Regions from separate parts of the Mus musculus genome. Here regions 2 and 3 are each linked to region 1. A link is a loop called in an ENCODE intact Hi-C map of the cell type or tissue named here. Cell type or tissue: heart. All regions are shown on one strand. Links, peaks and the distances in the headings refer to the core of each region. The heading gives the core; the rest is flanking DNA.

What was found. Hi-C counts contacts between places; a loop is a spot of excess contacts. Peaks named below come from ENCODE experiments on the same cell type or tissue, not always from the same donor. Only the 100,000 strongest peaks of a DNase experiment are listed, where the experiment ranks them.
Region 2: it touches region 1 in a loop (1.9-fold over the local background); 3 of 42 quality-filtered maps call a loop at or near these places.
Region 3: a loop joins it to region 1, with 4 times the contacts of the local background. A loop is called at or near these places in 14 of 42 quality-filtered maps.

Annotation. Positions count from the first base shown.
Region 1 is chr5:93,087,212-93,097,645 of GRCm38, reverse strand. Septin11 (septin 11) reads right to left here and starts at 4,230. Exons shown (of 10, transcript NM_001009818.2): 1 at 4,049-4,230. The coding sequence starts at 4,075. In heart, for the core only: a CTCF peak has its summit at 4,730; DNase peaks (open chromatin) are centred at 3,455, 4,195, 4,515, 5,065 and 1 weaker place; H3K4me3 peaks cover 4,673 bases; H3K27ac peaks cover 3,322 bases.
Region 2 is chr5:93,019,735-93,030,168 of GRCm38, reverse strand. No RefSeq gene overlaps it. Among named protein-coding and RNA genes, the nearest start is that of Gm25521, 12 kb to the right of the region's middle. In heart, for the core only: no CTCF peak of the experiment used is centred there; DNase peaks (open chromatin) are centred at 2,898 and 5,008; H3K27ac peaks cover 3,122 bases.
Region 3 is chr5:93,139,288-93,149,721 of GRCm38, reverse strand. Septin11 (septin 11) reads right to left here. Exons shown (of 10, transcript NM_001009818.2): 2 at 10,159-10,273; 3 at 1,140-1,335. Among named protein-coding and RNA genes, the nearest start is that of Septin11, 51 kb to the right of the region's middle. In heart, for the core only: no CTCF peak of the experiment used is centred there; DNase peaks (open chromatin) are centred at 7,211 and 8,751; H3K27ac peaks cover 814 bases.

The DNA of each region.
Region 1 (10,434 bases), core at 848-8,847:
ACACACTGGTACAGGTCATGTAAGATCTTTTTTAAGGAAATTATTTGGTTCTCAGACAGTTTTAAAGGGAGTGTTACTACTGTACTTTAAACTGGTCTCCTGGTTCTTAATCCTGACCCTTTGCTTCTCGGCACAGAGGTCACAGCACTCGCTAAGGAGATATTTGGTTTCTGTTAGACTACATCCCAGCCACAGAGCCCAGGCACTGTTTTGATGGCTCAGCCCGGAACTTTTCCAGCTGTGTTAACCTTTCACCAGACTCACCAATCCAGATCCCTCCGTCTGCTGTCACATTTTCAAATCCCAGAAATGATTCAACTTAGAACAAAAGAAAACAGGATCTGATGTCACTAATTCCTCGCACACAAACCCCATCTCTCCAGGAGTGTATCTTTAGTAAAAACTGTCTGAAGTGACTCAGAAAAAAAGGCTACCTGAGCCCCAACCATTGTCACCAACAGGCTTTCTGTCTCCCTTGTTTAAAAATTCCATAGAAGTCTGTCACCATAAATACAGGAGGATTTTGAATCTTTTTTTTAAGAATACATATGTAAATAAACCACTGCTGCAGGTCAGAAGGGAGCTTACTGTCCACAGCAGATCCCTAACCCGAGGACTGAAACTGACACAAAGCAGGTCCTCAGCACTACTACTAAGTGGGCAAACAACCAATTGTGGTACCAAGTGGACAGGCAAGTAACTTGCTTTTCCATTTCTTTTAGTACAGTGGATGAAAGGGCAATGAAACCAATTCCTTGAAGGACATCACAGGCCATTTACACCACTAGGAAAGTTGAAACAGGCCCTTTGTCAGGAAAAAAATAGTAAGATGCTTCTGCATGGAGGGAGTGACAACACTGTAACATTCCTAAAGTTCTCTTCGGTTCCTAGACTCTGTACCATAAATGCCGTGCTCTAAGAGAGACTGTTCATCTACCTAAAGCCTGATTCCCAAGTAGAGTAATTACCACACATTGTTCGAAATCAACAGCTGTGTCAGGATATGGATACAGAAATACTAACCCATCCAAAATGGAGACATATCAATCAGAGAGGAGCACTCTTGCTAAACTAGGTACACTCTGGAAACAGCACCTATGCTCTGGGGCCTTCTCGGGGACAAGGCCCAAGGCCAGTGGGGACATGGGACAAGCTAGGGATGCAGATTAAATATGGAACAAACAGTACCACATTAAACCTACACCTTTTGCCTGGTCACTAACAATGTATCTCTCTACTGAAGAGAGGTATGAATCTAGTCATGAAAGGTAAGCATTTGTAACTGATTATATACATTTCATGATACAGAAAACACAGCATCTGATGAACTGGGTGTAGCTCAGTGGTAGGCTGAGCAAGAAACACAAGCCCTGGATTCAATTCACAACATGGTATAAAACCACCACAAAAACCCAGACATTTATATACAAGTACCTCTGTTTGTTAAATCTGACTTTTTACTCACAGCAAATGTCACCCTACAATGTCTAAAACTGAGAGCACCTTCCTCGGATTACATTCTTTTTCTCTGGATGGGAGCAGTGGTTTGTACAGACAGAAGAAAGATTTATGTCTTCCTCAACAACTCTGTTTTTTGGTTTTTTTGGTTTTTTCTTTTTTTCTTTTTCTTTTTTTTTTTTTTTTATATGACTTCTAAAGAACTAAAGGGAACTCCATTCATGAATAAGTCCACTTCATAGTACCTCTTTCTTTTTCCCCATCCCCTTTCGGTCTTTTGTCCAAACCACAGAGCAGATAGAAGGATTGGAGAGGTAGAAAAATGTCAACATTACAGAGGCAGCACAGCCATCTAGGAGCTGGGCTTGGGGACTCTTCTGCATTCACGGGAGTTGTTCTGAGCACACCAATTCCATATTCCAGAGAACAAACTGAAACAGTCTGACCACGCTCTGCAGTCTCCCCAAAGTCTTATCCGACTTCAGAGTCCATTCCTGACCACTCCTACGACTGGGGAACCAGTGTCTTATGTTCAGGTTTTAAGTAATTCCATCTTAATTGCAGTGACGACAGAGAATTTGCATAAAGAAGGGATCTTCTCTGTATCCACATGCCTTCAGAACCTCCCCTCCCCTACTATCTGAACGAAAGGTCCTGCACAAGGAAGGACTCTGTGGTTGTAAGCTCACATATGGCGGGCAGACACGGAGTTGGATATAATTACAGCCACACAGCTAAATCTCAAACTCACATATTGTTCCTATTTAATTGACATAGATGAACTTACTAATTTATTGGAAATGTGCAGCAAATTATTCCGACCACCTCCCCCAGCCCTCAAGAATGCACTGGCGATAGGTGTTACTGGGGGGGGGGGGGGGGGACCACCCCCTACACAGGATAAGTGGGTTCCCAGACACTTGCAGAGGCTTCTAAAACATACATTGTTATTTTAGTTCTTTGAATCTGTGCCCTGAAAAATAAGGCCAAGAGTTAACCTTGATTTCCTTACCATAGTAATAAAGAGGTCAGCCCAGAGACTAAGCAAATCCCCTCAGTAAGGACAGCCTCGCACCAATCAACAAGGGCATAATTTGTGTTTTGAAGAGGAAGCCAAAATTCTTAAGAATGTGTCATTTAACAGAGTTTGAAAGGTCTAAAAAGACCCACACAAACACTTAATGATGACCAGGGAACATTTTCTGATTGTGGGGGGGAAAAGTCTTTCAAAGAACCTCAAACTGCAGCAAAACCATCAAATTGAGGTAATGTTGCAGTGACCCCATGAACTTCCTGCTGGGCTAAGACTCCTCAGGGGGTGCAGAAGGGTGTGTGTGTGTGTGTGTAGAGATGTAAGTGGGGAGAGCCAAGAGACTCAGCATCTGGGGTTTGGCAGCTTTCAACATCTAAGACTTTTCTCTGTATCTGCAAAATGTCAGGCCACCACCTGAAGCTAGCTGCAAAGTTCGAAAGGGAAAATTTAAAAAAAAAAGATGGGGTACTAGCCAGGGAAGGACTCCCCCGGAGTCGCCCCCAGGGCAGACCAGGCAAAAGTGGGCAATGAACGTTGACAAAGAAAACCCGAGAGAAGAGGACTCCGCCTTTCCCACTGGGCTTGGCTCCTTTCAATAAAAAGGAAAGGCGGCCACTGCCGCCACCGCCCCTTCCCTCCTTTTCACCCTAGGCTAGAGAGCAGACCCTAAACTACATCCTCAAAGTCCTACTCGCTCTAGCTGGCTGCCGGAGTTGGAAACCCAGAGCCTACACTCCCAGAGGCACAGCCCGTGGCGCGTACCCCAGCCCAGAGCATCCCCTCTCTGACTTCGGGTGCTGGGACACTTCTCCAGGCACGCACCCTCCCTTCCTCTTCCCGGAGCCCCGTATTCACTACTGCCGCCCCCGGCCTGCCAGCCGCAGAGTATTTCAGGACTTCCACCCACCCCGAAAGGGAGCCCTTTGAAAACTTTGTGTGTGTGTGTGTGTGTGTGTGCCTAGGGCTTTGTCCACATCCTGGGCAGGGCCCGGGTCACCCGGGTGGGCGCCTGAGGGTGTCCGGAATTTCACAATGCACCCGGGGGGGGGGGGAGTAAACCACCACGGAAATCCCACCCCTTTGACCCGCTTCTACGGCCGTGTGACACAGCGCTTCAGCACCCAATTCTCATGCCCGGATCGCCCCCAGGGCGCGAGAGAACCGCGAGGAAACCCTCCTCAGTCAGCGCCTTCCTCCTCTGTCACCAGCTAAGCCTTGTGCGCCGTGAGAGAGAGGTAGCTGGGGAAAGCAGCAGCTCAAGCAATCTCTTCTAAGGGCGCCTCACAGAAGGGTCCTTTTCTTCCCACATCCCCGAAACAGGGGCGCGCCAAAGCGATCTAATGTTGCATCAGGTAGGCTCTGAGCCTGCGGGCTCCCCAAGCTCCCCTCCGCCCCAGACGCGCGCCCAAATTCATGCACACACCCACAGCCCCCAACAGCCACCACCCAGAGCCCCCCTCCTGATCCCCGCAAGTCTCCACCCGCACGCGCCCCGAAGCGGAGACCACCCGGCGCCCCGGGATCAGCACGCTAGAGAAGTGAGGCCCCAGTACTCACACTCGGTCTCCCCACCGCCACGGCCATCGCGACTGTGGCTCTGGCTGCTCTTTACCGACACTGGCTGCTGCTGGTGCTCCGGCTCCCGCTGGCCTCCCCCGCGCCTCCCTCGCGGCTGCGCCCTGCTCGCGCCCGGCTCCCGCGCGCCTCCAGCCGCATCTGCTCGCCCGCGCCGCCCCGCCCGCTTTATTCCAGCAACATGGCCTCCCGCCTGGACTCGACCATTAGCTGCCCCGGGACGGGGGTGCAGAGAGATCCCCAGCCCCAGCCGAGCAGACGAACGCAGCAGGTGAACCGTGATCCTGGTCAGCTGATAAGATGATACGCTTTGAAGTCAGCCACCTTCCTTCCTGTGGCTTTCTTCCGTCCCATTAAAGCGTCCTGTGCCGGGACACTGCCCGACACTCCCCCTGTTGCAACACGTGCTGGGGTCCGCGTAAAAGCCTAGGCGCGGAGGTCCCAACCCCGAGCTGCCACGCGCTGCGCGGAGCCGGCACCTGGGGCTGCTATGGGGTGGGGCAGGGAGGCTAGGGGACCGCAGGGTGCAGAGGTTGTACCTCTGGAAAATTGACCTGGTGACACGCCCCACCCGGAGGAGCCCTCTTAGAAGGTGCGGTGGGTAACTTACTAGGGCCGAGCGCGCCCCACGAGGAAAGAATTGCCGGTCTGCTGGGCCTTCCATCAGAAAGGAGACTAAACCAGCTGCTGGAAGCCGTCGCTGTGGTGTGCGGCCGGGCTGGGGACCGCTTTTCCAGAAAAAGAGGACCTAGTCGTGAACGACCCAACCACCGCTGCTGGGGACAGGGAAATTAATTAATTAATTAAAAAAACTTGAGTGCTCGCTGGAAAAATTAAGCCGTTTGTGAGCTTGCTCCAGAGCTTTTCCCACCGTGTCACACTGGAGAGGTTACTGGTGCGAAGAGGTCAGTGGACGTGATATTGGATCCCGGAGACAGACCGGATGACCCAGGGCCCGGAGGCGTGCAAGCTCAATCCTGGCTGCGGGGTGTGGTGCACAGCGAAGGCGAGAAGCGGGTGACAAGTGGGTGCGACTCACAGCACAGGGAACTGGGAGGGCTCCTCCACCACTAAGAAGGACTTCCCCCCACCCCCACCCCCAGCAGATGTTGGAATAATTACAGTGTCTGAGTGGCAGGCGAAATGGCGGGGTCCTTGTACATACATCTGACATAGGCTTAACAGGGAGAAGTGTAATGCGCTGTGGGTGTCCACGCATGGTAGACCCACGATCACGTGAGGATAGCTACTCACGTGAGTTGAGGAAAGTAGGTGACTTGAAGCGCAGGGGAAGAGGCAAGGGAAGGGCTGTATTTAGCCCACATGAACGCGCCCACGGGGCAGGGGCGTGGGGGGAGAACTAGGGCGGGCATCTGAGAGTCATACCTGAGACTTCAAACATCCAAGTTTCTGGGAACCCACTTTTGGCTACGGGATTCAGATGCTCTCTGTCCAGTCTTTGGCTGAGGGTAAGTGACTAGCACTGGTTCACCAGTAGCTGATCTGATGCTGGGCTGCTCTGGTAGGTGAGTGAGGAGCTAGAAGCTGCCTAGAGTGAATTCCACCCTTGGCGGTGGAACCTAGGGAAGAGTGTGTTGAAAGAGGAAGGCTCTGATGTAAAGCCAGATTCTGGCTCACTCAGACCTGAACAGCACTAACTTGTTCTGATTACTCCCTGTTCTATAGAGAAGATGTCTTTTGAGAATAGGGACCTCATTTACACCGTTACACAGTGTCGAGTTTGTAAGATGTCACTCGAGTGCTCCGCAAGAGCTCTCAAAAACAAGAATTACCTTTCCTCTGTGACTCTAATGCAGTGCTTTCTTGTTCTTCGGTTGGGGGTGGGGGGTGGGGGTGCGAATAATTTCTTATTCAAACTTAAACCTTTTAAGATTAAAAGGAGAGGCCCGGTGCTATATATAACCTCAGATGACAACAGGCAGGAACTGTGACTTACTTTCACCCCAGCCATTGTTGCAGATGAACCAGGCCGTTAAGAGGTTGTCATAGTAATATTCATCTCTCAATAGACTATGAACTCAAGAGTTCTTGCCTTTTGGCTTCTAGCACACACCGTACATGTTGAACAGGACTGTCCTCCAAGCCAAACAACTGTCATCTTGGTGCAAATGAACATCCCAGCTGTGGCTACTGACTGTTTATCTCACTCAGAGAGGGGAGTGAGGCTCAGGAGCCCCACACTGGGTATCCAGTCACTTACTACCACGCTTTCTATGTGCATCTGCCTTCCTTGCATGTGGCCTCCAGGAAAGGCTAGAGTGTATATAGGCTGAGAAGCTAGGAGAGTGGGGATCCATCTGTGTGACTAGTGGAAAGCCTTCATCCCTGCTGGGTCATGTTAGTTTTCAGTGTGGCCTCTAAGAAAAGAGCACTTACCCTTCACTAAGTAACCCCTCACCTGTGATCCAAGGAAGTCCAATGAACTCACTGCTTTCCAGAGTGAACTTCGGTTGCGTGGTGCCTCGGTTTGTCTGTGGACCTTAGGAGGAAGGGTAGATGCTGCTAATGCCTCCCCTAGGGAGGAATTTGAGCAACATTTGCAATATTCAATAAAGTTGAATGATCAATACATGTTTACATATTCTATAAATGTTGAGTGGAGATGGAACTTGGGACTAAGGCTATGGATAATCAATTATTTCCATAGACAGAATTTAGTACTTGATCCTAAGGGCAGTGACAAGCCCAAGGGGTTAGTAAGCCTAGAAGTGATTTCAATTTTTCATTTCAGAAAAGATATATGATGAATGTTTAACATTGTTCCTCGTGTAAGATCAGTGCCCCTTCTTAGTGGGACCCCTGATTATTTGGAGAGATTTTCCAAGTGAATCTTGCACCTTGGTAGAAAGTAACTGTCTCTTATTAAAGGTTCCTGAAAATACAACATCCATCAGGCCCTTAATTTCGTTCCCTTAGTGCCCTCAAGAGATCACATGATCTACACTCAGAGAGGTGACACTGTTAAATTTAATTCTGGAGTTAAGTAAAAACAAAACCTTTGCATTCTAGGTTTACTCATTCTAAGTTTTTTAGGTAAGTTATCTAGGTTGTTTCTGTATCTTTCCCCTTTCCTTTAAAAAATCTAATGTAAGAGTGCTTTGATGCATTAAGAAAGTACAAAATATACAATGGGAACAATAACAAACAGATACAATGAGAAATACATTAAGAAACAAAACAGATACAATGTGAAAAACACAAAACAGATACAATAAGAAAGACAAAATAGATACAATGAGAAAGACACAAAACAGATACAATGAGAAAGACACAATACAGATACAAGAGGATAAGGTAAGAAACCGGGATGCTGGGCATGGTAACAGACCTTACATCCCAGCCTGGTCTATATAGCCAGTTCCTCAAAACAACCAGGGCTACATAGTGAGGTCCTGTCAAAAGAAAAGAAAAGAAAAGAAAAGAAGAAGAGCGAGAGAGAGAACAGGAAGTTAGAAACCTTAACTACATACCATTTAGAGAACAAAGCTCTTTCTGCAACATTATGTGAAGATGTTTCTTAAAAACATTTTAAATGCATGCAAATAATAAAAGAAAACTTAAAACTATTTCTACTCAAAAATGGCCTGAACTTTATAAAGAAAATCTTAAGGCCACTAACACACCTTTAAAACTAATAAATGCACTCAGCAAGGTTGTATAGGATACAAGATCAATACTCAAAGAACAATTGTATCTGTACACATTTGCAAAGGACAATACAAAAATCAAATTTAGAAAACAATTTCATTTCTATTCAAAGCAAAGTGAATAAAGAACTTAAGGGAATGGTTTTAAAGACATGCAAAAATATTTCTGAAAACAAATTTTAATGAAATACTGGGAATTGGGCCCAAGGTCTTGCGTAGGATTTGTCAGGCAAACATTATATAATGAGCTAAATCTCCAGCCCCCCCACCTCAATTTATGAATCCAAATGAAAAACTATTCATGTGCATTGAAAAACATAGCAGAGGTAAGATGACAGAGTCTTCAAACTGATGTACAGATTCCACACAGTCCTTTTCAGCAACTCAACCAACTTGTTGCTAAAAACTGATGATTGGGGTACACCGTTCCTGTGGACATCCAGAGACCCAAAACAGCAACAAGTTCCAAGACTCACAGTGCTGGCTTCAACCTTGACCACAAAGCAGGAGCCAAAGTAGCATAGATACAAGAGAAACCTGTTAATGGGATAGAGTTACGATCCAAAACCAGATCCCTGTCTGCTGCACCACTGAATGGGGTGAGTAAACTTCCAAGGAAATAGAAATGCAAGGAAAACCATCAACTAGGTGACAGTTCACACCCATTAGGACAGCTATAACTCAAAGACCACTGGGCATGGTGGCAAACCCAGCATTGAGGAACCAAAAGCAAGCAGATCTCTATGAGTTCAAGGCTAGCCTGGTTTACATAAATGAGCTCTAAGACAGCCAGGTCTATGTAGAGAGTCTCTGTCTCAAAAACAAACAACAAAAACCACAGGGGTTCAAATAATAGTGTGTTGGTGAAGATTAAAGAACCTGAAAGCTTCCTATACTGTTGATAGGAATGACATTGTCGTCCTGACATTACAGACATTGATGGTTCTCAGATAATTAAGCCCAGTTACACTATGAACTAGAAATGTCACTCCTCAGTAGATACCCAAGAGAAAGGAAAACACAAGCCACACAGCAGTGTGTACAATGGCATTCACAGGGTTCAACACTATAGCCAAACAGTGGAAATAACCCTGCCAACTGATGAACGGATAATATACGATATATCCATACAGTAGAGTATTTATTTTGCCATAAATGGGGAAAGTACTAATCACATAGTACATGAATGGATCTTTCAAACATTATGCTATGTGAAAGGGGAAAGTCTCAAAAGAGCACTCATCCTATGACTCCACTTATACATCTGAGTCTAGACACAGGCAGCTCATTGTTAGTGGGGAGGAGGCGAAGGAAGACAGCTAAGAAGCACAGGCTTTGCTTCTGAGATGGTAATGCAGTAAGGCTCCCTGCAATGCAGGAAGCAAGCACTCCCTGCTCGCTCTCCAGCCACACTCCATGTACTTGGTCTTTTAGGTTTTAGCCATCCCAGTAGGTATGCTGTTCCCTTGGGTGGCTTTAGTATACATTTCCTTCATCCCAGGTGATGTTCAGCATCCATTTGCCAAACACACAATTTCTTACATAATGTGTCTCTTGTCTCTCATGAGTTTTGGGGGTTAGTTGGCTGGTTTTTCTGGTTTTGAGACAAGGTTTCACTATATAGCCACGAGTGGCCTAATCAGACAGACTGACCTTGAAATTGTGAAAATATTCCTCTCTCTGACTGGAGTGCTGAAATTGCAATCATGTGCTATCATGATTGGCTTTCCCTTGGGCTTTTAAATTGGGTTTTCCTGAGCTCTGAGAATCATCACAGATGTCTGATACAAGCCCTCTAACAGGTGTGTTCTTTACAAATACACTGTCCAAGGCTTGGCATTTCCTTTTCTTAACAGTCACAAGCAGAGATTTTTTTCTGTTATTTTTTTTTCTCTATGAATGATGCCTTGGTTTTAGTTTTCTCTTTAAAGAGCCTTTGCCACATTCATTGCTATTTTCTAGATCTCTCATAGTTTTCAGGAGTTTTATGTTGTATGGTTATTGTTGTTTGGTTATTGAGATTGGCCTAGAACTCAAAAACCTCCTGCCTCCACCTCCCATCTGCCACGGCTTTAGGTGTGTACCACCATGCCTGGCTGTTGAGTTTTAAGTCTAGGGATGGAGGGATGGCTCTGCAGATAAAGGCTCTTGCTGTGAAGCCTGTCAACTGGAGTGTGCCCCTTAGGACTCATGTAGAAGCAACCAACTCCTGCAGGTTGCCTTCTGAATTCTGTATGTGTGCTGTGGTACACACACACACACACACACACACACAAATTAATTAATTAATTAATTAATTAAATGTAAAAATTAAGTCTGTATTTTTTGTTGTTATTTTGTATATAATACAAGGTAAGAATGGGTTTGGCATTTGCATTTCTTTCTTCATCATATGTAGGAAAGTCTCCCCCTGCCCTGCCCCTGTCCCCCATCTCCCACCACTGAATTCCTTTTGTACCTTTGTCAAAAATTCATTCATCAGAGGCAATAATAATAATGACACCTTAGTGATTAACTTGCTCTCACACATTAGGATGAGTGTGGGCCTCTGGCCTTGTTTCACTGATTTACATTCTTTTCATTCTGTCAAGGCGAGCCTACCTCAATCATGGTAGCCTTAGGTGTTAAACACAGGACAAAATGACTTCTCCAACTCTCTAATGTCTTTTCTATGTTGCTTGACTACCCTAGTTCCCTTGC
Region 2 (10,434 bases), core at 949-8,948, 68 kb after region 1:
GACATGGTGGTACAGGCCTGTAATCCAAAATACAAGTGAGGCAGGAGGGTCTCAAGATGAGCCTCAGCTACTGTATGTATGAGTGTAGTTTCTATTTTGACAAAGTGGGTAGTCCCCAGATTCATCACTGAACACTAAAAGAAAAGTGTGTGTGTGTGTGTGTGTGTGTGTGTGTGTGTGTGTGTCAGACAGTGTCACTGTTTGATAGCCAAAATATAGAATCAGCTTAGGTGCCTGTGTCAACAGTGGAGCTTTATTTAGTTATAATGAAGAATGTCATTTGCAAGAGGTGGGTGAAACAGGAATTATGTTATGTTATGTTATGTTATGTTATGTTATGTTATGTTATGTTATGTTATGTTATGTGAAATTAACCAGATGCAGGAAGGAAAGTGGAACACATTTTGCTCATATATGTAGGGAGAGAGGGGAGATGGCTTGAGAAGAAGGCAGACTTCTAGGGAAGGAAAGGGGGTTACAGGAGTTGGAAAGAGATAGACAGCAGAAAGGATGGATATGGTTAAACATGGCACCTGCCTCTGTGGTGATCCAAGTCTGAAACGTCCCCCAAGGGCTTGGATGTTGAACACTTGGTCCACAGTTGGTGCTACTGTTTTGGGATGTCTGAAAACTTTAGATGAGGCCTAGCTGAAGCAAGTAGGTCATAGGGAGGGAGACATGTCTTTGAGGGTTATACTTGGACTCTAGCCTCTTTCCCACCACAGAAAGCTCTGAAACCATGAGCCAAATAAACTATTCCTCCCTTGTGTGTATGTGTGTGTCATATAAGTAAAGGTTAATACATTTTTTATAATTTTTACACAAACATTGAGTCAATAGAAAAATGACACTAAACTCAAAATTATACATTGGAATTCAGTTCAGTTCTAATAATAAAATGATTGCTGGGCATGGTGGCACATGCCTTTAATCCCAGCACTTGGGAGGCAGAGACAGGCGAATTTCTGAGTTCGAGGCCAGCCTGGTCTACAGAATGAATTCCAGGACAGCCAGGGCTACACAGAGAAACCCTGTCTCGAAAGAAACAAACAAACAAAAAAATGATTAATAGATCAAAGGAGTCACACATACACAGACACACACACACACACACAGACACACACACACATGAGATTGTGTGCATGACTTTATCCCCAGTATCCCTGCACAGAGTTGGCTGGATTTCTATGGGACTGAGGCTGACCTACTCTATCTAGAGTTCCAGGAGTAAACAATGAGTCTCAATCAGTATTATATATATATTCATAATATATACATAAATATATACTTGTTTATGCTAGTTATATATATTTATTTATGCTAAGTACATGTTTTTTTCACTAAAATGATCAGCATGAATAATTGTGTTGCATGCATAGATATATGTATATATACATACTACATGCCATTCTTCAGTGACTCCATAAATTGATTTACAAAGACTTTGTCTGAAGCATGGAATGTTTGCTGTTCAAATGGAAAGCAGGCTGGGATTCAGTCAGTGTCAGTTTCTCACCAGTGCCTTTCAGACATTCATCCTTGAGCCAGAGAATAAGACACACACTCCCCTCTCCACAGCGCAGTCTGAGCAAGAGGGTAAGCCCGGCACCAAAAAGTATCGTGGTGGGTGTGACATGGTACTGTCTGCCCCACAGCCTAGGTACATTTGGTTTAGAATGGAAGGTCAGGGAAGATTTCTTAATGTCTAAACAGGAGTTGAGAGAGTGACCACTTTAAGGTTAGAAATGGTCTGTTTGAACTATCTCAGGGACCAATAAGATTATCCATGAGAGAAAACTGTTGGGAACATTTTCATAAAAAATATGGTTGTTGTATGATCCAGTAACGCTGCCAGGTATAAAACTTGTTATGATATGGGGATAAAATGACTGAATGAATGCCCTACCAAAATTCAGTTGCTGAGACATGGTCTCGTGTAGCCCAGGATGTACCAAACTTGCTGTGTAGCCCAAGATGACCCTGAGCGTCTGATCCTCCTGCCCCCATCCCCCCAGTGTCTGGACCATGGGCAAATGCCACTGCAGCCAACTTCCTATTTTTTTTTTTTTCCTAAGTTTGAGCTGGGGCTGAGTCTAGTGAGAGACTGTCAGAAGCTCTGAGTCGCAAGAAAGCCCAAGACATGTGAATGAATGGGAGAGGGGTATAGTGGGGAGCTCCCATGTGGGTGCTTAGGAACCCAACCCAGGTCCTCTGTAAGCTCTATTTCTTCAGCCCAATTTGAGGGGTTAATCTCAGGTTGATCTTGGGCTACTGGCATGAACCACCATGCCTGAGCAACACACTGGAAGAAGCCATTCTTTTGCCCACTGAGTTGTGTCAGCGTGCTGTTGAAATCACTAAACACAGACGCAGCAGTTCCTTTCTGGACTCGGTCGGATTCCATTGACCTGTCTGTTCTTAGGCTGGGATCCACTGAATCGATTACTGTAGGTGACTGTATTTAAAACTGAGAAATGTATGTCAAGTTGTAATTTTCTTTTTCAAAAATGCTGTGGAGCTTCAGGGTCTGCTGTACTTCTATATGGATCAAAGAACGGACTTAAGAGCAAGGGAGGGGGATTTGGGTAGGTGTTGCCCTGAACCTGTCAACGGCTTAGGAAACATTGTCTTAATACTACACCTTGCAGCCCATCAGTGCAGGATGCCTTTCTACTCATTTAAGACTTGTCTGGGCATGATACAAAGACCTATCACTTGCAACCCACAGATTTCCAGAGTCACGTTAGAATGTCTTAAAGCCTCCTCCAGCATTCCCTTCCCTAGCTTCTCCTTAGTTTTCTGGTCAGCTTCTGGCTGTAATCGCTCCCTCAGCCAGCTGTGCTCTGGATTGTTTTTGACAACGTTCCCGGGGACAGGCTGCTTTGAGTCAACTCAAAGACAAGGGTTTAGAGCCCAGTTCTCCGGGGAACTTCACAATTCAATAAATGGAGGTGTCCTTTTGGGGGGGTCGCAATCTTGCTTTGCTCCTCTGTGGGCTGCTTGCCTGCTGGATTTCAGAGGATTGCCCTCCAGGCTACTGAGCCGGGGAGCCAGGGCAGGAGGAGGGTAAGTGAAAGTGTTCTGACATTGGGCTGTGACACTTTAGCCAATGTTTCTCGTGCACTTAACTCCCATGTCACCCTGCTCTCTCACTTCCTATGAGCAGATTCATGTCTCTGAGTGTCTCTCACTCCACTTGGGGAAAAACTGCAGATTGTAAGCTTTCCTCTGAGAACTGTACATAGCACGTCACACACATGCAGAGCCACTATGCTGGGCAGCTGTTGTGGCTCTGCCCATCTGTGCAGAGGCTGGGTTCCTCCAGCTCTCCCAAGTCTACCCTGGTTCTTTGGTCTATCTTACAGTGTTACTCCATGCTATGGTTGGTGAAAGTATACAATGGTCTACCCTTCAGAAGCAGATTCCTGAGTGCCCTTTCTCTCACCAAGGTCAAGCGAGAAAGAGCTAGAATGGCTCCCCTCTCTCCCTTTCCTGAGGAATGCAGATAAATCAAGGCTCTGAGCAAAGGGCACGAAGGTCACTTGACTACAATTACACAGCAGATAATTTACAGACTGGAGTGATTCCTGGGTATTTGCATTGTGTCCTCTGGGTGTCTGAGGGCTGGGAGTGGGACTGGAAGAGTTGTGGTAATGTTTTCAATATGTGTGTCATTCTTACACTGTGGGGAAGTGCAATTAATCTATTAAAGCATTCTTAATTCCCACTTAATAAACACAAACAAGGGACCTGTTTGATTTCCAGAAATATCCTGTTTATACTTCAGGTCCTCGTTTGCTTTACTGTTGCTTTGATAATTCACTGACCAAAAACAACTTGGGGAAGAGCTTAGGTGGCTTACAGGCTAGAGTCCACAGTGGAGGGAAGCCAGAACTGGAACTCCAGGCAGGAACGGAAGCAGAGGTCATGAAGGAATGTTTCTTGCTGGTGTGTGTGGCTTCCTCAGTTTGTTTTCTTATACAACCCAGGACCGCCTTTCCAAGGATGGCATGGCCTCCATTGCACCAGGACCTTGAACATCAACCATTAACCCAGAAATGTGCCACAGGCCAGTCTGATGGGGCCAATCCCTAGATTAAGGGTGGCTCTTCCCACGGATCTCCAATTTGTATCAAGTTGACAGTGACTAACCAGTGTTAGTGGCTTACTGTGGACTGCTGATGAGACTCTTTTTCAAGACTGGCGAGATGGCTCAGTGGGTAAAAGCATTGACTGCTCTTCTGAGGGTCCTGAGTTCAAATCCCAGCAACCACATGGAGGCTCACAACCACCTGTAATGAAATCTGATGCCCTTTTCTGGTGTGTCTGAAGACAGCTACAGTGTACTTATATATAATAATAATAAATAAATCTTTGGGCTGGAGCGAGCAGGGACTGAGCAAGCAGGCTGACTTGAACACTGGAGCAAGCAGGGTTGACCGGAGCGAGAAGAGGTCCTAAATTCAATTCCTAACAACCACATGAAGGCTCACAACCATCTGTACAGCTACAGTGTACTCATATACATAAAATTTTTAAAATTTAAAAAGCTCTTTTTCAGATGGACTAGGACTTTCCTGCAGAATTCTATTCCACTGTCTTTAAAGATCACCAGTATGTGTGCCCTTCCAACCTGTCAAGAACAGCAGCGCACAGAGCAGATAGTCCGAGCACAGTTACTTTGGGAGAGTGTGAGTGGGAGGTTGGCTTTATTCGTTGCTTTCAGTGTTGACCTCAGAGTCTATTCATAGGATAACTTTTCCACTGTTGAGTTGATTTCTGTTGCTGAGTGTTCCTTGGGGTAAGTTAGTTTATCATCCATTCACTCACTCATTCACAGTTCGAGAGATCAAACCCAGGGCCATGTGCTTAGTAAGCATGCACTCTGCCACTGAGCTATCTCCCTCCCAACTCTGGAACGAGTCCTTCAGGATCTGCTTCAAGGTGGTAGTTTTTCTGGGCTCTTGGACAGCTGGAATTCATTTCTGTTGCTTTCTGGCATGGAACAACTCCGGTGGGCACAGACCCAAAAAAGCTTTCCCTTTTAAGGTGTAGAGTACTTCCTATGGTCTTTAGGGAACAGCTCTGCATCCCTGACAAGAGGAGCTTCACAGAGAGCTGCAGGCCCTGACTTGAGAGTGTGAGATGCTCCTGAGAGCCCCCACAGATCGGATCTGCTGAGAAACAGTAACTCCACACAGGGAAGCTACAGAAAGGATCCGTGTCTGTGGCAACATGAATAAAGCCTTTGAGTAAATCACCCTCCCTCTGCTGCAATTTTAGGTTCAAAGGTCTCCAAAGATCTGAGGCCTCGTCTCCTGCCCAGAATGCAAAGGCATGTGTGCTGGCGCCCCAGTCAGATTCAGGGAAAAGCTGAGTGCAAAGTTCATTAACCCTCGGGTACCCAAGGCCCACAAATGCAGTTCAAGTTATAGTCCACACGTCCTCAAAATGGTGTAACCATTGCACATGACCTCCTTAGTAATTGTCACACTGTAGTAAAAGAAAGAAGGCTGGTATCTCCAAGTTGTCACAAGTCCCTTAGGAAGTAGGGACTCCTATAAGCATTCTTCTGTTGTTTTTGTTTGTTTGCTTGCTTGCTTTCTTAAGGTCCCTCTCCATAGCCCTGAACTCACTATGTAGATCAGGCTGCCTCTGCTTCTGCCTCCCAAGTGCGAGGATTAAAGATGTATACCACCACACCACACTTGGCTTAATTTGTTTCCTCTCTGTTTTTTAAGACAGGGCCTCCTACCCCAGGCTGTGCTCACACTCACTATGTAGCCAAGCCTGATCTCCCGGGAACTCCCACCCTCTTGACTCCACTTCCCAAATGCAGGTGTGCGCTGCCATATTAGCCTCCTAAGGCAAAGAAAGGACAACTCATGGACTAAGGTACACCTCACGGGTAGAAGGCAGGAATGTGAGGGGCCTGAGGTTCAATCCTTATCACTGCAAAGAAGGAAAGATTCAAACAAAGAATGAATCAAAGGATCAAAGAAAAAAATCAAAGAAACAAGCAAACAAACCAAAAAAAAACAAAAAAACAAAAAAACAAAAACAAAAACAAAACCCTCCAAGAACAAACAAAAGGGCAGATCACTAGCTCCCACTCTTAGCAGGGGCTGGGGGCTCTAAGAAAATCCACTAAGGCTGACACCGAAGAGTTTGCTTCTTCCCACCACAGTGTACAGTTCTAACATTGAAAAGTGAACATTGCACTGAAGACGGGCTGGCAGTGCTGCTTAATGCAGTGCTTGCCTTAAAAGTACCAGGCTCTAAAAGAGATGTTCCATAACACATACACATGTACACACACATACACACACACTCATACTCACACACACACACACACACGCTCATACTCACACATATACTCATACACACACACACTCATACTCACATACACACACACTCTCATACTCACACTCTCTCACACATACATACACATATGCACACACTCACACACACATTCAGCTACCAACTTATTCTCACATACACACACATACACACACACACTCACACACATCATACACATTCACATACACACATTCACACACACTCATATTCACATATATACATTCTCACACATACATACACTCACACATGCACACACACACATTCACATACACACTCATATTCACATATATACACTCTCTCACACATACATAAACACCCACATGCATACACTCACACAAACTCATACATACATACACAACTCTCACACACACATACACACATACACTCATACTCATATACATACACAACTCTCACACACACATACACACATACACTCATACTCATATACATACATACATATGCTCTCTCACACACACTCTCTCACATATACTTACACACTCACATGCATGCACTCACATACACATTCACATACCCACTCACACTCACACACACACTCTCTCACACATACATACACACTCACATGCACACTCTCACACACACATTCACAGGCACACTCATATGACATACATATATACACACTCCTTTCATGCACACACACACACTCTTTCTCTCTCTCTCTCACAGACACAGTTTGATGACTGACTGCTGAAGGTACTGTAGGAAGCATCCTTTACTGGGTACACTGATGGACACCCATTTAGACTGTTCACACAGTGAACAGGTGGGGGATAACTGTAGGGTATTTGCCTACTTTCCCCCAGGCCACTCTCCTCCTTTTCATAGCTTCTTCTGTTATGTGTGAACACAGTTCTTTAAATTACATGTGTGTAGGGAGGTTAGATGAGATCATCGCTCAGATTTCTTGCAGCTCTACAATTCTATGATCCTGTGAGAATTGTTAAAGAGAGGTGTCATGTCTATTAAAAACCACCCAAATAAATAAGTGATAAAAATATAATGCATTGCTAAGGAGAGAAGGAAAAGTCATGTTTTCTTCCTTTTTGTTTTTGTTCTGGTGTCTGCGTGGGCACACCTGCACACAGCATTTCTGTGCTTAGAGGGTTAGGCCAGAAAAGTTCCTAGCCAGTTAACAGGAAACCCACCTTCCAGAGGCTTAGCTGAATCAAAGTTTGTGTTTCCTAACTTCCGGAGAGGGGAGGGGACTGCTGGATGGCCTTTTGCCACTTTTCCATAATCCATGTGTGCTGTTTACATGCAGAGCCTATGGAGGCCAGATGAGGGCATTGGATTCTTTAATGCTGGAGATACAGGCGGTTGTGGGCTCCCCTGTGGGTTCTGGGTCCTCTGCAAGAAGGGCATGTGCTCTTAACCACTGAACATCTCTCCAGCCCCTGAAAACGTATGACAACCATGGAAATGCATCAGTTACATCTCTTGCTACATGATTGACAGCCCCAGCTGTGTAACCCGCCACAGCCAGCACACCATGCTCTCCCAGCCAATGGCTGCACATCTGGGGTTTGGAGCCCTGACCTGCCTGCCCCAGAATGCAGGACCTTAGTGGGACAAGGGCCAAACGCTGAGGGAGAGCTGTAGGTGAACATGCCAGTCTGTTCATGCTTGATCCTTGATTTTGATAATTCTCCCTTGGTTTACGAGAGTAAAGTCCTGGCTTTTGAGCACCATGCAATGGCATGCGCAGGGTGAACACACTCTATCTATAAGGTACACTTCAGCAGTCCAGGGAACGCATACTGGGAGAGAGAGAGAGAGAAACTGTCTTGAGCTAGAGTACAAGCATCTGGGAAAGCTAAAGTAGAGACAAATCCGCCACTTTTCTGTAAGCCTGGGTATTTCCAACCAGAAATGAAACACGTAAAAAATACCTTGAGAATAAAGGAGGCGCCACAGAGGCTGCGAGTCTGTCCGGTTCTGTGCACAAACATCAAGGTGCACAAGGTTAGCAGTTTGTTCTGTCTTGAATTTTATCTCCTTGGGATCGCCTAGAAGTTTCCATGCGAAGGCATCCAATGTCAGTAATTATTTACTGCTCCTTGATATCCATTAAATAAGCAGACCATTTATTACATGGTTTTCCTTTCTCTTTTCTTTTTTGAGGTAGGGTAGCCCAGGTTGACCTGGAGTTCATTCTGTACTGTATGTAGCCCAGGCTGGACTTGCACTCTGCATAATCTTTCCCGCCTCAGCATCCTGAGATACTGGGATTAGAGGCATGAACCACCACAGACAGCCCGATTACATAGCAATTTTTCAATTTACCTGGGAAAAACAACAGGAAGCAGAACTTGGCACCCTTCCCCCTCAACCTCTGACCTTTAGCCCAGGCTCTAGATTCTGGGGTCTACCCTTGTTCTTGCCCCTTGGCCTCTTTGGACTGTTGTGTGTCTTCCTTAGGGTCAGGTATCTAAAGTTCTTCTGCATTAGATTTCCATTAAGATTGTCCCTTTGCGGGGCTGAAGACATGGCACTGGCAGCTTGTCCAAAGGTCCTGAGTTCAATTCTCAGTAACCACATGGTGGCTCACAAACATCTGTAATAGGATCTCATGCCCTCTTCTGACGTGTGTGAAGACAACTGTAGTTGTAGTGTACTCATATACATAAAATAAATAATAATAATAATAATAGATTGTCCCTTTGTCTTTGGTACCTTGTTTTCCCTCAATAACATTTCTCTTCTAACCCTGGAACTTAGCATCTGCTGCTTCCCTGCCTAAGCCACACTACCCTACTGCAATTGGCCAGAAACAAATGAACTTACTAACAGCCAAAAATGGTTATTCACTTCTTAAAACAAGCAGGTCTAGACCAATAGGTGGCGAATGGATTAAGAAAAGCCTTTTTGAGATAGTATGTAGCCCAGGTTAGCTCCCCACTTCTGACCCTCCTGTCACAGGCTCCTAAGGGCTGATGTCTTGGTCCTATTGACTTCTGAGAATGACCAAAGGGCAGCCTCCCATGGGAGAAAGGAATCCCTCTTCTCTTGAGGAAGCTGGCACAGATGACCAGGATTTTGTCAGAAAGGAAAGTGGCAAACTGTACTGAGGCATTCTGGGAAATCGGGTGGCAGAACAAAGTGGGATCTGATCCCACTTGAGGGCGACTGATCTCAAGCTGGTGTGAGGCTAAGAAGGAGATCCCAGGGACTCGACTCCTTTAAGCTGCAGTTAATTATCTTTGCTACGATGAATGCTGATTGAAGGCTACAGGCACTCAGTGTCCTGTGGTTGTGACAGCTGCTGCATCCAGTCCTTCAGTACCACAGTCCGTGGTAGAATCAATTTGGCAGGGATCCCTTGAAGGGGTTCAGATCAACCTTGAGAGTTGGCCCTTGTGTTCCAATCCTGTCCCCCAAGTGTCCCACTGTGCTGTGTCTCCTATCTAGAGTGACTCATACTTCCTAGAAATGTCCTCACACACTGCTTACTTCTCATAAAAAGCAACCCATTCTGTGAGGGGAGGGAATCAAAACACACATGAAACCATCTCAGCTGGCTCTTCTGCAAGCTGAGCAAACATGTCAGCTGTCTAGAGGGATGAACCCGAGATACTGGGCCACAGGCTTGATCTGTGGTCTGCAGTGATCAGAGGTGCCTGAGATCTGAGAATCACTGCTTCTTCCAGACCTGACTCTCCCACGGCCTTTACCAAAGAGGCAGCTGCTTGCCTGTTGCTTGCCTGGCTTCCTGGCACACCTAATGCCAAGATACAGTTTGTAATGTCAACACGACAGGCTCTAGAATCACCTAGAGGAGACGAGCCTCTGGGCATGCCTGTGAGAGATTTGCTAGATTAGACGAACAGAGGAGGGAGGAACCACCCTTAACTGCGGTGGCTACATTCCCTGGGCTGGAGTCTTGGACAGAATACAGAATAAGAAGTAGAAAATGAGCTGTGTGGTACTTTGTATGTGCTCCACCCAGGGAGTGGCACTATTAGAAGGTGTGGTCCTGTTGGAGTAGGTGTGTCACTGTGGGTGTGGGCTTTAAGACCCTCATCCTAGCTGCCTGCAAGGCAGTATTCTGATAGCAGC
Region 3 (10,434 bases), core at 1,715-9,714, 51 kb before region 1:
GACTAATGAAGACAAGGGAGGTATCCAGGGGCTGAGTCCCCTTGTCTGCCTCCCACCCTGGGAAGGACCATGACCTCTACATGATCCAGCCTTGGCCTTGTGGTTTTCTCTAAGTTATAGGCACTGTGGTAGAGATTAGGTTTCTGTCCGTGGTTTGGCCAAACTGTAAAGAGACCCATTTCCTTTAGACTACAGGGAAACTAAAGCAGGGGCTTATAGACCAGAGGTTCAGATAACAGACTGAGAACAAATGGCCTATTTTCAACAGTCAAGACGTCCAAAGTTAAGATTGAAGGACAGGTTCACTGACCTTGAGAGGAGCGAGGGGGTGACCCTGAGAGCTGAGGTGAGATACACATTACACTCTGGCAAGCTTTAAGAATTAACAGCTTCCTTCAAGGAGAGGCAAACCATGAAGAGCCACATTTATGTGCTGTGGGCCATGTGTTTTACAAAATAAAAACTAATTATAGTATTCTACAATATAGCTTCCAGCTTATGTGATGAATTAGAGCCAGATTTTATGATTACATAAAAATCCACTGGTATCGGGCAACCTCGATCTGTATTCAAAAACCACTGTGCCAAAATGCTTTTAAGATATTTTACTTTTTTAATTAAGAGTTATCCTCTGGGGCTGAAGAGATGGCTCAGAGGTTAAGAGCACTGATTGCTCTTCCAGAGGTCCTGAGTTCAATTCCCAGCAACCACATGGTGGCTCACAACCATCTGTAAAGGGAGCCAATGTCCTCTTTTGGTGTGTCTGAAGACAGCTACACTGCACTCATATACATAAAATAAATAAATCTTGAAGAAAGAAAGAAAGAAAGAAAGAAAGAAAGAAAGAAAGAAAGAAAGAAAGAAAGAAAGGAGTTGTTTTCCCATACACACACAGGATTTTATAGCATAAATTACATAATTAGGTAATACTGCCTCTGTAGAGAAAATTTTAATGCATCCAATTGGGCTAAATTCCTCATTAGGCTCAACTAACCTTCCTAGTTGCTATTCACACACAATTTGGTAATTCTGTGCCCAAAGTCTTAAGGCCTCGGAATTGACCTGGGATGGAGCCTTCTTGAGATAGAGCTTCCTACCTCCTAGCCCATTTCTAGAGCTACAAAACTGTTAGGACGTACCTGTCATCTTTATTAATCTGGTCTCCAAATCCCACTGTGTCAACGATTGTTAGCTTCAGCCGTACGTTGCTTTCCTGGAGTTCATAGCTTCTGGCTTTTAACCGGACGCCTGGCTCGTTGTGAGTAGCTGGGTCACTTTCAAATTTGGTGTTGAATAAAGTGTCCATCAATGTGGATTTGCCAATACCTGTCTCACCTATATAACCACAAAAGAAAAGTCAAAGCCAGGTTAAAAAGCGGGGAGGGCAATATGACCGACCGGATATCTGGTCAACATGAACGGAAAGACAACATAACGGGGAAATTTCACTGTAAATGCCGTAATTCTTTCTCTGGATGATCTAGGGAACACTTCTTAGAATGGTCTCTAAATTCAATATGAGGAATTCGGTAGAAGTGGGGCTTGAACTTACAGATAGGGCTGTTTTCTCACAGCCGGGCCTAGCGGTGCAAGCCTGCTCTCGCCACAACTCAGGAGGCTGTGGCAGGAGGGTTACACATTGAAAACTTAGTGAGGCTCTGCCTCAAAATAAAAAGAAATAGCTGAAAATACATACAGCTCATTGGCAGAACACATGCCTGGCACACAAGCCCTGAGCTTGATCACTAGAATGCAGTGTGGGGGGAGGAGACATTTTTAACCCTTAGGTAGCCAGTACCTGTGAGTCTCCCCATGGCTACTTTGTATACCGCAAGGATAAAAACTCTCTCTCTCTCTACTAACTCAATCTGTAAAGTGTATTACTTAGAGAAAAATACATTAGTGGATTTAATGTTTAAAAAGATTTGTATATTTCAAAACATCACTGTGATAACAATAACCACTAAACTTGCTAAGTGCTTACTTTGTGCCAGGCCCAAGATAGGAGGCTCTACTTACTTAGTCTCTCATTAACACTCCCTGCACCCTCCTCCCCTAGGCATTGTAGTTTCACTGCACTTGGCAGACACAGCATTTAGGCTCCTAAATATCTTATTTAAGGTCACAATGTAAAATGGCAGAGCCAGGGTTTTAACCTAGTTTACATGGGCCTAGGGTTTAGATTCACTCCAACTCTCTGTTACAGCTATGGCTAGGCGTCTTTGCCAAACCTCTGTCTGTCTCGGTCTCTCTCCTCCTCCCCTTCCCCCATTCCCCCCTTCCCCTCTCCTCTGTAGAGCAGAGATGACAAACATAACAAAGATAACAAAGACTTAATAGTTTTTTAATTTCACAGCTCACATTTTCGATATTTGAAACGGGACTCGAAGCAATGACTTGACTGATTCACAGTGATATTTCAAGTCAAGACACAGGCTCCTCAGATGCACAAAGCAGAGGGAAGGACAGCAAAACAACAGTATCAGTCCAACCAGGCAGCTCGAACGTGAAGCCAGGATGTGTTGAAGATTCTGAGCCTTCAGCCTAGGACCACACATAAGTCTCCCATAACCCTGGTTCATCTGCTGGGTCCCTGTCTCTGGTGGTGTGGTTGAGTGCAGACATGATTATCAAGAGGAGGAGGGTAAACTCAAGGTAACTGGCCAGAAAGTGCTCCTTTTTAATGTCATCAGCAAAATGTCCTCTTAGATCAATTAAATGTGTCAACACATATCAGTCCCCTTCAGCAAATCCTGGCCCTGACCTGACAGTGTTCTTGGAAGAGCTGAAGGCAAGAGGCATTCACTTTTCAGCCCCAAGGGAAAGGAGGGATTCTGCAACCTGCAGCCTTAAGGCAATTTTCTCACTAGGTGGACAAAACGGAGTGATTAGAACTTTATATTAGTATAATCCTTGCTTCCCAACACAATGTCAAAGTGGGTAGGGGGCTTTCTGGGTTTGGGCTCATTCTGATGAACGGTCTGATGCGGTTTGCCACTTAGGCTTTGATTCATTTCTTCAATAAACATTGTTCAAGCACATTTCTGTTACCCTTTAACCTTTCCCATTGTGTCCCTGATATATCTAAGATCATAGAGTTTCCTCCTCTATCAGCCCTCAACCAGCCAGTATTTTTCCAGTGCCTACTATGAACACTGCCCTGTGCCAACTTCAGAAAGCACAACAATGAACTAGGTTGATACGGTGTTCTCTCGTATCGTTGAATCTGGTCTAGAACAGAACCGAATACCAATCAGACTCTGGTTGAAGGGTGCAATTGAGGTGCCTGCCATTCTTTCTGGTGCCTGGCCATTCTTCTTAAGAGCAAGACCACACCTTTTCCCCTGTGACCTCCCTGTGGGAGTCTCCACAGAAAACTGGCCTACAGCTTCACCTCTTACCCAAAGGCAAGCGCAGAGGCCTGGCTGCTGTGATGCTACACAGGAGAGCCATCCATGTGGAACTTCTCTGACTGAGAGACCATCAGCAGCACACTGTCATGGCATAAGGAACAGTGTACAGAGAGAAGTAAACGGGCTGAGATGATGACAGAGGGAAGGTTGTGAGCACAAGGAAGCTGTGGGGACCAAGCACTAGCTGGGAATATGGGAGAGGAGAAGAGATCAGTACAAAGGGGCTAGGCACTGGAAACTGAGTTATAAAGGCAGCATTTGAGTGTGGGGATTTCAGGGTAAATGCACACAGCGGGTGGCAGCTCAAACCTCAGATATGACCTGAGTGTCATTCCAGATGGCTCTGCATCTGGCTGGAGAGAAGTTGAGACTAAGTTTGAGCTTTCTTACTTTCCTGAATATACGTGCATGCGTATGTCACACACACACACACACACACACACACACACACACACACACACACACCAGTATAAAAATAATATAAGTCAGTTGGCTTCCTAAAGAGCGGCCCTTCCCAAGCACACAGCCAAGACTCATCTTCACACAGATTAGCTATGAGCAAAACAAAATTACTGTCTGATGGACAGAGATAAGAAAGAGGAGTCTTCCCTTGGGAGCCTAGGACTCTGGTAGGCAGACAGCCTGCTGATGGCGGTGACTGTGAGCACACGATGCACGGGGACCACTTGGTTCTCGGAAAACTGTCCTTACAGGACATTGGCCAAGAGGCAAGCAGTGTCCCCCAGCCCCCAGAAGTTTCCACTGTGCCAAAGATTGTCAGGAGAGTGACCTATTTCTCTCATCTTTCCCCAGGGACAGCAATAAAACTTGCATTTACAAGGCAAGGATGCTAGGCTGAGACTGAAACACCACCTCCTTTTACTGGATGGGAATCACTTAAGCGCGTGTGGATTGGGAACACCAGCAGTCATCTTTTTAAAAAGACACAGTTGTGCCTAATGATGGTTTATATTAAGGTAGAAACTGTGAACAATTAGGATTCTGGACCCTACTTATAGTACAGAGTTAATCAACTGGTTGAAAAAAAAAACCCACTTTCTTCCAAATTTCCGTGTATTTTGCTTTCCAGGTCTGTGCTTTTGAGAGCTGTAATTAGACACGGCTACACAGCTGGAGGCTGGTGTGATTCACCAAACGCCGGCAGTGGGAAACTGGGAAGCTGGAGGTAGAAGGGGCCACAGAAAACCCAGGGGGTTTTGTCTTCTTTGCAGGTCTGGAGTCCTATTTAAGCTACACAAGTATTTAATCACTCGGCTGCATGCCAACTCCTTCATTTGCTGTTCTTTAGCCATCTTCTGTTTATCTTTATTTCTGAGACAGAGTCTCACTGTGCAGCCCTGGCTGTCCTTGAACTCACAGGGTACTGGGAACCAAGCCATGTACACCACACCTGGCTATTCCTTTTGTTTGATTGTTTGCTTGCCTTGTAGCCTAGGATGGTCTTGAACTCATAATGTAGCCCAGGTAAGCCTCAAACTTAAGATCTTCTGCCTCTGCCTCCCATGTGTAAGGCTGAGAGGCCCACACCACCATGCCTGACAAAGGGGAGATTTTCAGGGCATGAGCCTTTGAATCGTCTGTCTAAACCAGTGGTTCTCAACCTTCCTAATACTGAGACCCTTTAATATAGTTCCTCATGTGGCAGTGACACCCCCCAACCATAAAATTATTCTTGTTGCTACTTTGTAACTGTAATTTTACAGTTATGAATTATAACGTAAAATATGATATGCAAAGGGGTTGTGACCCACAAGTTGAGAACCACTGGTAAACTTTGACTGCAAGGCCCTGTCTATACCTTGAAGTTCCTCCCAAGCAAAAACATGTCTTTTCCCCACTCCTTTGTTGTTGGTTTTTAAGAAGAAGAAGAAGAAAAAAAGATTTATTTTTATTTGGTGTGTCTGAGTGTTTTGCTTGCATGCTGATTTGTAACTGTAATTTTACAGTTATGAATTATAACGTAAAATATGATATGCAAAGGGGTTGTGACCCACAAGTTGAGAACCACTGGTAAACTTTGACTGCAAGGCCCTGTCTATACCTTGAAGTTCCTCCCAAGCAAAAACATGTCTTTTCCCCACTCCTTTGTTGTTGGTTTTTAAGAAGAAGAAGAAGAAAAAAAGATTTATTTTTATTTGGTGTGTCTGAGTGTTTTGCTTGCATGCTGATTAACTAATGGCATCTTCAGAAAATTGGTGTCTGACACCAACACTACACCATTTCAAACTCACAGCAAAGCACCAGGCACAGGGGAGGCACTTGTTAATGACAACAGAAAGTCAAAACGGCTGGCCGTGTAACTGATCGAATGACAGAGACTTGCCACTTCGGTGGCCTGTACCTTGTGTTGACGTTCTGTCATCAATTCATCACCCTGAGCTCATAGCTTCGGCAGTCACTGAAGACACTGGTGGAGTGCTCTCTGCAGCTCCTGTTTCTGTGGTTCCTGCTAATGAGGAAGGGGAGGGAAGTATTCCTACCCTTCTGTTTACTCTCAGGCTCACTCCAGCCCCCGGCTCTCGGGTGGATGTTAAACACAGCCAGAGCTACAGATGGATCAGACAGAAGCCTGAGTTGGACCATTCACTCTAAGTCCCCAACCTAGCTACTTAGGTGCGAAGCTGCGCACAGGGGTCTGCTGGCCTCCTTTAAAGAGCACAGTTTATTCTTGGACAGTGCTGGTAACCAGACAGCTGAAAGCTACATCATTACTCCTCACACACTGGCCTTTGATGAAACATGCCTTGGCATCATAGTGCCAGCCTGCCAGGGGATTTAAAAGGCCACGTGACACACTGTGCTGTTGCCTCTGATTGTATTCAGGAACACTCACTCCCAAACTCTAACCACAACGTCCACCAGTGCCCCTTTTCTGAAAAATACATATGAAATTTTCTTGGGTGAGTTTTGTCTGAGGTAATTATTTCTGTTTTTTAACTTAATAAATCTGTCACACACTAAACTTTTAATTTGTGTTTGGCACATAATATGACAACTGTTGCAGACAAGTCTGACAACAGGCCTCGAGTTCTGATTCTAACTTGGGCTTCCCCTTTGGTTCTGGGGTCAACTTGATTTTCACTCATTTTAACTGATGAGCTGTTTCCAGCCTTTCCGGGGAAAGGGTGGGATGGAGACTCGTAAGATCTGATAACATGGATGAGGAACACATAAGAAAGCTCATGGTCAGACAAGAAGCCAGAGGCTGGGGGATGGCCAGAATAAACCTCCATCACTGCCCTCTCAGATCAGAATCAGAGACCCAGAAGAACCACTTTAATCCCTTCTGTAGACAAAACCTAAGCTCCTCTCACAGACACACCATTCTTAAAGGTCCCACAATGTCTCAGGACTTGCACCAAGGCTAGGACCCAAGATATGAACTCTTAGGAGGACAGACTCAAACCACAGCCAAATTATAGAGACTCCAAAGGAAACTGGGAGAATTGCATACCCTACCTTGGAAGGATATCCAGGATTTACTATAGAGCAAAAATATTAAAGGCCAGAAACAGCATGGTCCTTTGTGTAAATCACACCCCCAGACACCTATGCTCCTGCGATCGGTCCTTATCTGTCCTTATCTGTCCCCAAGCTCCCTTCTGAGAAGGTCTTCTTTCCTGCAGGGAGCCCCTTGTGTTTTGGAGTACACTGACCTCCACTCCCAGACAGGATGGGAACCACACTCAGAAAAATCTGTGGTATTCAGTGATCTGTGTCAGGGAATGGCTTGTTCTTTCCCTGCTGGTAATTTCTGGAGGCCAGACTGCTGGAAAGGAAATGTCCAAACACAAATAAGCCAGCAGTAGCAAGCAACACCATGAAGTGGGCAGTGTTTTGAACTCATGCTTGCATCTTGGGAACCCGCTGTGTGTGTGTGTGTGTGTGTGTGTGTGTGTGTGTGTGTGTGTGTGTGTGTAAGAGCACCTGGGTGTGAAAGCCGTGGCCTTTCATTGGAGACAGGGTCTCTTGTTTTCTGACTGTGTCTGCCAGACCAGCTGTCCCCCAAGGTCCTGCCTCCAGCTCCAGCTCCATCTCAAAGAGGTGCATGATGCACCCAGCTTATACAGAGGCCCTAGAGATCTGAACTCAGGTCCTCACACTTACTTAGCAAGTGTGCTTGCTCACCGAGCCATGTCCCCAGCCCTGGAGCCAGTGAACTGGTATTTTTCCTGTATGTGTGTCTATGCAAATGTTAGTTACAGATGGTTGTGAGCTGCCATGTGGGTGCTAGGAATCGAACCTGTGTTCTCTAGAGGACAGCCACCGCTCTTAATGGTTGAGCCATCTCTCTCCAGCCCCAGCCAGTTGTTCTTAATTGTATTATTTAATATGCTATTTTCTGACCCTACCCTGGGGGAAGGCAATCCTAGCTACACTTAAGTTGGATTTCTCCAAGTCTCTGAAAAAGAACTTCCTATTGTAAGAACGATAATCAAATAAAGGCTTTGGTTGCACTGAAAATGAGGGAAAGGGTCCAGGAACTAAGGGTGCGGGCATCCTCTGCAATTATAAAAAGTAATGGATTTATGCTCCCTAAGGAGAAGGCCACCTACAGACCCATGCCGAGTTCTGCCTACACAACTGGAAGGGGATACACCCTGGTTGTGATACAAGCTACCAGACTGAATTTCTTAACAGACAAAGAGGTGGAAAGCATCCTAGAAGCATCCTGGGGTTATCTGTGAGTAAGATTCAGGTCCAAGGTTTATAACTTTCAATAATAAGCACGTGCTATGTTAATTACTTTGAAATGCTGAACTTAGGAATAGATACAACTGCTCAGGTATGAATCACGGTACTACTACTTATCCAGGACAGGAAGCAAGGCAGATACTTTTTCTAAATCTAACAGGAGACCATTAATACAAGAAAATCCAACCTACATCAAAACAATGCTATTTTACCATGAGGGCTCAGTCACCGAGCCATGCATGCCATGTACCCAGTTAGATCATACCCTGTCCCATGGGCTAGCTCTCCACTACGGTGCAGGAGACAAAGCGCAGATCTCAGATCAACTCATGAAGCCGATTTTGGAGAGAGCCTGGGAGGCTTAGGAGAGAAGTCAGAACAGTAATTGGCCCGGAGTTATAATTTAGTACACTTTCCAATACAAAATCAGCAAACTGCTACACTGAGGAAGAACTGCCCAGCTTTGCAGTGAGCACATACCAAAAGTACAACTCTGTAGAACCAACTGTAACTCGGGAGGGCCTGTAACTTGTTCCATATCAAAAGGCTTGCACACAGGGAGACCAGGAGGCGGCTGCTTTGGCCAGGTCTCTCCCGCCATTCTCCTTTCCAAGGCTTAAAACACGGTGCCAGAGAACAAGCTGGCCCAGGCCACTGGCAGATTGTCACATGCTACACTATTGACTTTCATGTGTCTTGCATGCCAGCTACATGTTGACAGGCTCCTGAAGAAGAAAGGCATCTGCTCCCTACCTGCTCCTCATGCTGAGGGCAAAGCCTTCCAATTTGTCAGTCTAATACACTCTGTCGGGTTTAGACTGGGGGTGAGGGGTTGGGGGTAGGGAAAAGTAGGGTAGGGGGAATAGGGAGGTGTCATACGGTGAAATGCTTCCCTGTGTCTCAACGTGACGTCATGAAGAATATGCCAAGGAGCCTGTGACAACAAAAACACCAGCGCAGACCAGCTCACTGCTCTGCAAAGTGACAGGGGTTTCAGGAATACTTTTAATCAAGATAACAGATTTATTACTTTGATTTTTCAAGTTTGTCAGCCGTTTTCTACCTTTCCCTTCTTAATTTAAGATGAATGCATCTGAAGAGAGGAAGGAAGTCGCCCCCCACCGTTACCCCCAGGCTAGAGGTGACCTGGGTTATAGCAGGACACTCACTGGGAAGAGGACCACGTGAATAAGACCTATGGAGGGAGCAAGTCAGATCTCTTTAAGGAATAAAACAAAGTTAAATTTTGATCCCAGTTGAAGAACACCAGGTCAGATAGAGATAGAAGCCTGGATTTTGCTTCTGTCCTGAGAGCGAAGGCTTACTGAAGTGTCAAAAGTCATTTTAACTCTTCTTGCTTTGATGAGTCTTTAGAAGGCTCCCAGGGGAAGTTGCATTTACAGTAAGAGATTAGAGACTTGAGGAACACACTGCTTAAAGCAGCGGTTCTCAACCTTCCTAATGCTGCGACCATTTAACACAGTTCCTCATGCAATGGTGACCCCCCCCAACCATAAAACTATTTTTTGTTGCTACTTCATAGCTGTAATTTTACTATTGTTAGGAATCATAATAAATATCTGATGTTTCCAATGGGCTTAGGTGACTACTATAAAAGGATCAGATGACCCCTCCAGCCCCCCAAAGAGGTGAGGACTCACAGGTTGAGAAGCACTGGCTTGAAGGTTTTTGGATGCTTTTACAGTACATACCTGAGTTCCTTCCATTTCCTATAGTCTAACTAAGGTCCAGCTCCCCTTCTCCATGAAAAATTAAGACAAATGTTTTCATGACAGTATAAGACTGGCCAGTTGCATGCGTGACCACAGAACAGAAATGAAGACAATTTGAATAACACCACAAAACTACAAAGCGCTTATCAAATATAGCTCGACTCTTCACAGGGGTGCCTCCCAGGGACAGCCATGATTATTAGCTTGCTCCACTGGAGGCAAAGGTAATAAACAATCACCCTCCTTCCCACAACCATCATGTCCCCTTCTCTGCAACAGGTGCGACCGTCACTTACCCACGCACAGGATGTTGAAACAGAATCCTTGAGAAGTGGATTTGTTGACCAGCTGGTCGGGCAGACTGTCAAATCCAACATGGCCAGAAAGTGATAAGTTTCGCAGCTCTTCATTCTGGAATTTAAGAGAAGAAATGCTTGAGACACCACGAACTACATCACTAGCCATTATTTCCAAGATCTTTGTGACATACACGGATGTCCTGGTGTCCAAGCCTTCCCTGGCTTCTTCACTACCAACCCCGGAACCTCCTCCTCTTACAGCTTCCCTCCAAA